Linked DNA regions of Homo sapiens: region 1 is linked to region 2. A link is an interaction called in ENCODE POLR2A ChIA-PET data of the cell type or tissue named here. Cell type or tissue: Caco-2. All regions are shown on one strand.

Region 1 (5,000 bases), 110 kb before region 2:
AGAAGACAGCTAAGCCAGCACCCTTGCAAACAGCAACCTTGCAAAGTTTGGAGACGAAGTGGGAGTTGGCGGGGTGGGGGGTGGTGGGCAGAAAGAATCATCTCCAACGAGGGAAGAGAACCTGGGGCGGGGGTTGAGTTGCAGAGCAAGCCAGGCAAAATCTGAGGCCCCGAGGGACAAGAAAGTTTGGTCCCGGACATCAGTATTGCATGGAGCAGCTGAAGAGCTGGGCCCCTTGATTTCTCTGTTGTTCATATACTTTTTTGTGGTTGTTATTGCTCATATATTTCTTTTAAGTCCTAAATTTCCCCAAAACTATCCATTTAGAGGGTCTGTGGCAAGTCATGTCGACAGGAATGAAGTCTCTGCACAAAGTAGATAGTGAATAATTGTAGGCTCATGATCATTTCCTGCTACCATTCCCATCCACATTGGCGCCTTAGTTTTATTTCCTCACTCTCCCACAGACGGGCAAGCTTTTGAAATTGTAAATTGGATGTTGGCACATTTCTGCTTAAAAATCATTCCAGAGAAAGGCAGAACCCATGCTGGGCTCCACGTGGCCTGGCCCCACCGTCTTCCTGGCCTTCTAGGCATGGCCACCCTGGCTTCCTCCTAAGTCTGGAGGAGGTCAGACTCCCCACGGAGCCTCGAGTGCTCACCCCTCCTCCCTGCTGCATCTCTCTGATTTCTGCCTATCTTCAGTTCCCACCTCAATGTACCTTCCTCCAGGAAGCCTTCCAGGGAGCCTTCTCCTACCCTGCCCTTCCTAGCACTTGAGTCTTCCCGCCTTCCATAGGAAATGATCACACTTGTAAGCAAGTGTTCAGGTAACTTTATGGATATTTTCGTGTCCCCCTGCCTGTCCTGCCACCACTGAGTCCCCCACAGATCTGTATTGATGCATATTTGACCACCCAACAGCTCGGCTGGCCCCATTTTCTCCTCTGCCTCCTGGCTGGCCTCTTTGCCATCATCCATGTCCACCTGGCTCCCAAAGTTCTGCTAATGCTCCTGCCTCCTCTGTGAGCCTCCCTGAATGCTTCTAGCTCCTGGAGTGTTTACCGCACTGCACAAATCGCTCTGCATCCTTAGTTAGGTTGCGTGCACCTTTTTAGGGCTTTGGAGGCTTAGAAATCTTAGTCTGGCAGCCATGAAGCAAAATACTTCCCTGGCTCCTGGAAATTCCCTCATTGGTATAGTGAGTGCAGTTATAGCACCTACCCTGGATCCTTTTAGTCACACACACAAAGCCCTGTGCTCAGAAGGGCCCCACCATGGGTTTAATGCTCTGCTGTTGCCATCTTGAAATTCTTGATAGCATTTGAATAAGGACCCCATGTTTTCAACACGCACTGGGCCGCGCATATTGTGTAGCTGCTCCCATACCTGCCTCGAGGGGCGTTGTGAGGAGCCATAGGAGGATGTGTGACACCTGCATTCCCAGGGCTGGCACCTGGTGACACTCTCAGCAGGGTCACCTGTCATCATTTTAGTTCTGCTCAACCACAACCACAGTCGATAATTCACTCTTCTGTTTGCTCAGCTTCATTGACTAAGTGCTGTGGTCAGAGACATTGATCAACTGCTGAAAACCCTTCTGCAGCTGCTCCTCACCCTCGCAGGGTTCCCAGACCTGGCCAGTCTTCCCAGACCTGGCCAGTCTTCAGATTCACCGCTGGAGCTTGTTAAAAATAGATTTCTGGGCTGCACCCGGCCAGGCCCACTGAATCAGACTCCCCAAGGTCAGGGCCTGTGAATCTGTGTTGTAGCAAGTTCCCAGGTGACTGACGCCTTCATTAATGCCATGATGGGGGTTTAGGAACCTCCATCCTAGGAGTTTGAACCCAAGCCTCTTGTAATGGTGTTTGGCGCCCTTTCCATCTGGCCCTGCCTGCATTTCTAGCTCTGCTTCCGACGTGTGCCCTAACCCTATGGGGAAGTGCTGGCTCTCTCTGACTCCCTGGTGGGTGCCTTTCACTGCCATAACACCTTGAGGGGTCCTGAAGCCCCGTTCCCTTTAACAGAATATATTGTTCCTTCTTTTCATGCTTACCAGCACTCAGTTTTTCTTGTTCTCCGAGCACATGTCACGTTGCACTGTGATTTGTTTCTGCTTTATTCCCTGCAGCCTGAGCTGAGGGAGCTCACCTCTGTACCCTTAGTTAGCAGCAGTAACAAAGAATATTCAGGTTCCCTCCATGCACGCCAGTGCACCCGGTGGACACACTTACAGTGCATGTGTCTGCTGGTTCCCCAAAGCCCTGAGCGTACAGTTGGTGCTTGATTCAGCCTGGCTGGGCTGTGGCTGAGTGTCCGCCATGAGCTATCACTCTGTGGCTAGCAGACCCAATACCTTCACAGCCCTTGGTGCTCATCTTGCCCCTGGAAGGCTCCTTCCGGTTCCAGCTCAATCCTGGACCTGTGGGAACATCCCCTCCCTGGAGAGCCTTTCCTCCCAGGAGTCTTTTTTTTTTTTTTTTTTTTTTTTTTTTTTTTTGAGGCAGAGTTTTGCTCTGTTGCCCATGCTAGAGTGCAATGTGCAATGGCATGAACTCAGCTCACTGCAACCTCCGCCTCCCAGGTTCAAGCAATTCTCCCGCCTCAGCTTCCCAAGTAGCTGGGATTAGTAGAGACAGGGTTTCACCATGTTGGCCAGACTGGTGTCAAACCCCCAACCTCAGGTGATCTACCCACCTCGGCCTCCCAGAGTGCTGGGATTATAAGCGTGAGCCACCGCGCCCGGCCCTCCCAGGAGTGTTTATGCACAGCAGTCATTCTAGGTCACACATGTGCTGTGTGAAAAAGGCACCTAGTAATTGACCACTTACTTTATGTGATAAGTGTTCCCTCCAGCAGTCTCTTCCTTTTCGGAAATGTCCGGGTGTGGCCACAGGTTAGGCTCCTGAGCTATTGCAACACAGCCCCCAGTTGTCCCACCAAGAGGTTTTGTTGTTTTTTTCCCCCAGTCCTGTTGGGTTTTAAATATTTTCCTATTCGCTTAATTTTTCTTTTCAGCATTCACTACAGGCAGCTGGTGACCATGCCAAATGGATTGTTTACTTTTGACTAAATGCTCACTTAGGCTGAGTGTTCTTTGTGAGCTTTAATGACTCACACCTGAGCCATCAAAGACTGTGCTGTATCTGTCTGGAAGGTGCTTTCCTGAGCACCTACTGTGTGCGCTGCCTGAGGGGGAACACACAGACATAGCAGTTGAGAGCGATGTGCCATCCTGATTTTCAGAGGTCATTAGTCTCCTGAACTCATATGGCAATAATAATTCCCAACACCTTTGTTTACAGAGCGCTTCATGTGCAGTGATCCTCAGCAGCCCTGCGGTGTAGGAATGGAAGCATTTGCATGGCTCCTGGAATAAACCAAGGCTGGTGTTCAGCGCCTGGGTTGTTACGGTCTTGCTGGTGCATTTTGCCCAGTGGGCAGAGATCTGGATCAAACTGCCACCCCGTAGAGTCCCTTGGGCCCGCTGTAAGGCTTGGGACACACTTTCTTCCTCTTGGATGTCCTTTCTAGTATGGAAAAAAAATGTGGCTGCTGATGTCTAGAAACTTCCAAATTCCTTGAGAGGACTTGAGCCCAGTGGAGGAGTTATGCTTGATTGAGAAGGAGGCGCTGGCCAGAAGCACCTGCTCTGCCCGCTGATCTGTGCTGCATTTCAGCTGTTGATGGCGTCAGTGCTTCCTGAGTCTTGGGGAATGCTCCTTGTAATCTCCTTTCTCTCGTCCTTCTCTTCCTCAGGCACATCTCCCTAACACTTCCTGCCACCTTCCGAGGCAGGAACAGCACCCGGACGGACTACGAGTACCAGCACTCCAATTTGTATGCCATATCAGGTATGTGGAGCCACCGCTGCAGGCCAGCTACAGAGTCTGTGTCCCGGGCGCCACCTCCTTCCACACGTTCTCTGTCTTCTCGTGGGATCTGTCTGCCTTACCTCTCTTTTCTTCCCTGCAGGGGACCTGTTCCCTGCAGGGACCAGGCCTTCCCTTTCCTTTGTGTCGCCACAGCACTTAGAGAAGGGCCAAATACTCAGCATGTTTTGAAACTAATGATGAAAAACAATGTGTGGATTTCACAGGGTTGAAGGGAGGTTTCCAGAGAATACTCGCCACATTGTTCACCTGCCAGACCCGGGCAGGCTTCCCACGGGGCCTCGGGAGCAGCGCCGAGCTGAGCCCTGGTCGGCTCACCCTCCCATATCCAAGTCTGTCCTCACCTCTCATTTCTCACAGCCAGGTTTGTGGCCAGCGGGTACACTGGCGGTCTCCCCTCACACCCCTGGAGCATGAGTCTGTGGTTTCTGAACTCGGCCTTGAAATTGATAGTGTTACCTTGGCAGGAACTTCATCAGTCCTAGTTTTCCTTTTCACCTTCACCCAGGGAGGGGAAAACTTACAAGCCTTATTACAGAATTGAGATTCATTAGGTGCTTGGCAGCACAGGTGACTTGCTAAGAGCCGAGGAAACCCACAAACTCGCCTCCGATTATCCTGGGCCGCCAGTGAGGGGTGTTTGTGTATAAGGGGAAAGTGGCAAATCAGTGCCACTTACCAGCACACACCCTTAATGGTGAGTGACATTTTGAACACAGGAACATGGCATTCATTCATGTTCCATAATGAATCGGTTATTTAAAAGGTAATCTTTTTTCTAAAAATTGCAACTACAGGTTACTAAATAGATGAAATAGAACAATGGCATAATTCTTGTCAGTATTAGTTTTTCTCGTTATGATCACTCCCTAATAGGTTTGGAAGTATAAGCAAAAGCCAGTTGTTCCATTTCTGGGTGACATTCCTGCTGAGAAGGGGAGGAACAGGGATGTTCTTAAGCCCCCATCCCTGGCTCCACTGCAGGAGCCAGGCTCTCCAAGGGGAGAGGGAACGTGTTTGTCTAAGAACAGCATCTCCAGGGAGAATTTCTTTTGTGCTGTGGCTATTTCAGCAGAGTCGACAAGGAGCATAACAAGTGTGGAAAGA
Region 2 (5,000 bases):
AGAGGATTTGTCAATGGTAGGACGTGGAAAGAACGTTCTGCCGGGTACACGGGCAGGAATATGCAACTTCCTGCCTCCCAGCAGAGGCGTCGTGTGGCTCAGCCGCGAGCTGCTGAAGGAGCTCTTTCGGACGGGAGCATGAAGCTGCTCCAGGGTGGCTTCCCCACCACACGCCATCCCTAGAGAGAAACAGGAGGGCTGTCCCCAGACACTGAACAAGAAGGTCTCTCCCCAGCCCTCTCTCTTCATGGCCTAGCTGTGCTCTGTGGTGTCCCAAACAGCTGTGAAGTGTGTGGCACAGAATCCATTGCTCATAAGAACCAGAAACCGGCTGGGTGAGGTGGGTTATGCCAGTAATCCCAGCACTTTAGGAGGCCGAGGTGGGTGAATCACTGGAGCTCAGGAGTTCGAGACCAGCCTGACCAATATGGTGAAACCCCATCTCTACTAAAAACGCAAAAATTAGCCAGGTGTGGTGGCATGTGCCTGTAGTCCCAGCTACTCAGGAGGCTGAGGCAGGAGAATCGCTTGAACACGGGAGGCAGAGGTTGCAGTGAGCCAAAACCACGACACTATACTCCAGCCTGGGTGAGAGAGTGAGACGCTCTCTCAAAAGAAAAAAAAAAAAAAAAACAAGAACCAGAAACCCTTCCATGAATGCAGGACCACACCTCTTTCACTCTTGCTGTCTCCCCAGCACCAACCCAGGGCCTGACACGCAGCGGGCACTCGGAGTAAATTAAAGCTTACAGCCAATGTTCTCTCTTTTACAAGTTAGAACAAATTTCAGGTCATTCCTCATAGCCTGCCAACTTTAGAGATAAGAGGTGAATGGCCTGCAGTGAATGGGACCCTGGCCACCCCTGCCGCCTGACCCGGGTGGCTGCAGCTGGGGATGAGCGAGCTGTAGCCGGGAGGAGGCTGAGGAGCCTGGCAGAAAAGCCTCAGGAGCTGGAGGCTGGGATCACGGCAGGAGGAAGGCAACTGGGGTCAGAAGATGGAGAGCAGGCCAGAGCCGGGGCATTCTGGAGCTGCCTTTGACCCTAGGACAACTTCCAAATGAGGACCCTGGGACTGGGACCAGGCAGCCTCTCCCTGGCCGTTCAATGTCTGCCGGCCAGGAAGGAAGGCCTCCTCGGACAAGGAGGAAGCACCGGAGAGGGTGTTTGTTTTAATCATCGGAGATCAAAGACAAGTCCCACCGGGCTGGTGGTCCTCCTGGGGTAGCCAGGCCCTTTCCTCTCCTCCTGCCCCAGAGTGGCTAACTCCACACCCCCCATTCCTTCCAGAGCTGCTGCCCAGGACAGCCGGGGCTCAGGGAGACCTCTGGACACTGCATCCTTCCAGGGCATAGAGAGTGAGGTAGGGATAGGTGTCCAGAGACCTTAGAGCTGAGGCCTTGCTGACTTTATGGCTGTGACCTCACAGAGAGCCCAGTCATGGGTAAGAGAAACGAGAGAGGGATGGTGCAGCTAGAAAACTGCCATGTCCAGGGGGCCAGCTAAGGCTCCCCCACCTTCAGGAAGGCCAGTGGTTGAGAGCAGGGCCCAGGGATGACAGATTCGGTCCGATTTTGCCTCTGATCAGTGAGCCACCTAGTTCTCGGAGCCTCTGTTTGCTCTTCTGGAAAAGGGGCACAGGGCTGCTACTGCCATGAATAGCATTTGTCAAATACTTGGCTCAGAGCCTGACGCGGAGTGAGTGCTCCGTGAGCAGCCAGTGTTCTTGTCATCAGTGTTGTTAGCCTGTGTGCCCTCATGATGCGAGGGACCTCCTGGCTGCTGCGATTTGCTGAGATGCATTCAAGGTTTTGCTTCTACTGGGGGACCAGCAGAACAATCGTGACGGGCAAGTGGGTCTGGATATCAAGCCCTGCAAAGTGACCTGGGCCAGTGACACCCCCACAGGGCCTGCCATCTCCCTGCCCCACACGCCTGGGTGCCCCAGGAGGTGGGCTGGTCTCTATTGCCCGAGGACAGAGGCCAGCGACTTTGTCCCTGCTCTGTTTGCCATGAAAGAGCAAAACCACCACAGGGTTCAAAGGAAAAGAGGAAAACCCAGTAACTCGTCCCAGACGGTCTGTCCCCTTTATCAAAGCTGATTTCAGGGAGCAAAGTTCCCACCAGGAGAGGCCACAGCCTCATTAGAGAGTTCTGGGAATGATGAAAAGCCAGGCCGCCGTGCACATCCCTGGGACAATTAGGCCTTGTCCCTCTGCCTTCAAAGGCAATCTCACTGTCTCTGCGCGTGTGTGCGCACGTGAGAGGGTATGACAGTATCTCCGTGGGTCTCTCTTCTTCCTCTTAGTATTTCTTTTTGGCTCTCCCTGTCTTTTTCTGTTCTCTGTCTTTTCCAACTATCCTTTAACCCCTCTCAGTACCCAGGCACTCTGCATGTTTGAGATGATCCCTCTTCTGCCCACTGGGTACCTAGATGTCTAGATGTCCTAGACCAGACAAAACCTGCCCCAGGAGACCTCCCCTTCATGTCCTCAGAGGAGGCCCCAGACACTGCCCCCCGCCACCAGACACCCAGCTTAACCAAAAGATGGGAATGGTGCAATCACTTCCACGGATCCCTTCCTCTGAACTCCAATTCTCCCCATCATGAGGACAGAATGCAAACTATTCCCCCACAGCAAACTCCGGTTTCCGGATGCCTCTGTTGGATACAGCAGGGTCTGAGCGGAGATTCTTCTCCAAATCCCGACTAGCAGCCTCCCCCAACCCCCAACCCTATGGAATGTTTCTTACCCACGGCAGGAGTTATAAGCAAGGCAGTAACACATTCCTCCACACCCCGGACGCTGCCAGGGCCTTAGGTTGAGAGGCGTTCTACTGTCCAGAGACACAGACCCATTTCGGGGATGCTACCCCAAACCGATCCATGCCCCAAATGCACGCAACGCAGGCCCGCCCGGGCCTGCCCAAGCTGCCAGCACCCTGGCCCCTGGCACCATGAAATGTTCCTAGAACAGACAACACCATGTGTGAGACGCAGATTCTTACATCAGGCAATTATTAGAGGAAATCGGCCTGTTCCTTTAAGTGAGAAGGCAAATTCTACATACTTGTTTTTGTCATAACACCAGAGGAAGCGGGCGCAATATTTTCGAAATTAGAAACAGCCTTGGGTCTCTGCCCCTCGCTGATGGTACTCGGGTATTAATCCATTAAGGCAATCAAAAGAGCTTAAATAAAAGTCTGAAGCCTGCAATATACATGTCAATGAACAAGCGGTAAAACTTCCTGAAAAGGTGATTTCAAAGCCATATTGCCCACGCTTGGCAAATTGCATATTTAATTATTTTGTCAGTCCCTCTTTCTCCTCTAATCTTTGGAAAAAATGCCTTGACCATGTGAAACCAGTTAGGATAATTAAGGTACGATGGAATTAGGTGTCGGCTGATTTCTCAGAAAGATGCCATCCTCTAACCTGGTATGAGATGTGTGCAGGCCCCAGAAGGCAGACGGCATTGTAATGTCTCCTTTCTATAGAAAGATCAAAGGTCTTTTGCCCCTTTCAAGATGTTTGTAGAATTTGTTTCCCAATTATCCCACATTTGCGCGCTGGGACATCCTAGCTAACTCTTTGATGGCACCTCTGGAATTGGGCAGTAATTGACATCAAGCCGCACCTCCTGGCTCCAGGCTGCGGGCTGAGATTTCGATCTTGGGTCTGTGTTCAGAGAGGGAAGAGGATGAACGCGAGATAGAAATGGGGTGCAGGTTTAGGTTTTTCATCCCTTTGGTTCCAGCACTACTCTGCACTCAGTGATTGGGACTCCCCTCATCAGTTCAGCCTTGGTGAGCACTGGGAAACTCCTCCCGCTCTGATTCTGGTGTCAACTGGGCCTCAGATTTGGCCTTTGCAAAATTTTACCATTTTAAAGGCAAAGCCTGAATGCCTTTGAAGACCATTCTGGAAAGCAAATATATTGAATACATGATTTTCCCACAGAAGAATGTTTCTCCTGGTCCGGGAAGATGTTTAAAAAAAAAAAAAAAAAAAAGCCATCAAATATTTGGGAAAAGTAAGAAAAAGTGGTCAAGATTTGAAGTTCTAGTTACGGCATTTTTTAAAAAGCCCATCCATCTGCACACTGATAGTTATGGCATTTTGAAACTAAATGGGATTAGAATAGCACACCGAGGTAGAAGGTCAAATGTTAAAATATTTTAAAGAAAATCTCATATAAAGACTTTTTCTAGTGTGTATTTTATTTTTCATGTTTCCTTTTTTCATGTTCTGTTGATCTTTCTTGACTCTGCAAATATTTTTTTCCTGATTGCTTCATTCAAACAATTCGTCTTCAACATCTTTGTCTTAGCTTAAGAAAGAGAGTTGCAAAGAGAGAAAGAAAGAAAAAGAAAAGCCTTCTGAATCTCTTTATGTGCAAATACAATGACTTCCTTGGAAATAATTTTTTGAAAAAGCTCTCAACAATTTGAAAAATGAAATACCATTGATCCAGGGAACCATATTCCCAAGGCTACTCCAGGAAATTTCTCTGATATTTTATCTTATTCTGTCCACTTTAACCCTTAAAAATTCACCTGTGTCTTACAAGTTTTAAATTGAGGCGATGAGGCCCCAGAGGCATCAGAAGGAAAAGTTTCCCTTATAATGACTCCTGTTTTCCGTATTCTTCCAGAGAAACCGGAGATCACGAGGCTGCCTGCCGGCACTGCTACGTTCTCTACAAACAGCAAACTCGAAAATGCCGTATTTCCCTGATAAATAATTCCCATTCTAAGGGATTCCACCCCCCATTCCAAGTCCCCTCCAAAAATATATATTGAAAGAAAACAAAATCACAAGGAAACACATTTTCTACTCTTGTAGCAGAAAAGGGCTGGTAACGGATTTTTGGTGTCTGCATAAGCTGAGAGCAAGTGGCTCTAACCTGGGTTTCTGCTGCCAGAGAAGGGGCCTGGAAGGTTCTCCCTGTGAGGAGATGGGGCAGCCCTACTGGGACACTGCGTAGGATTGCCAGATTT

The links. Peaks named below come from ENCODE experiments on the same cell type or tissue, not always from the same donor. Only the 100,000 strongest peaks of a DNase experiment are listed, where the experiment ranks them.
Region 1: POLR2A ChIA-PET joins it to region 2 with 6 read pairs; 2 of 35 experiments call an interaction of 5 or more read pairs at or near these places.

Annotation. Positions count from the first base shown.
Region 1 is chr9:126,418,095-126,423,094 of GRCh38, forward strand. It overlaps MVB12B (multivesicular body subunit 12B), which reads left to right. Exons shown (of 10, transcript NM_033446.3): 7 at 3,760-3,854. Among named protein-coding and RNA genes, the nearest start is that of NRON, 10 kb to the left of the region's middle. RefSeq lists enhancers at 2,664-3,347, 3,348-4,032. In Caco-2, no CTCF peak of the experiment used is centred here; no DNase peak of the experiment used is centred here.
Region 2 is chr9:126,525,530-126,530,529 of GRCh38, forward strand. No RefSeq gene overlaps it. Among named protein-coding and RNA genes, the nearest start is that of LMX1B-DT, 86 kb to the right of the region's middle. In Caco-2, no CTCF peak of the experiment used is centred here; DNase peaks (open chromatin) are centred at 2,192 and 2,732.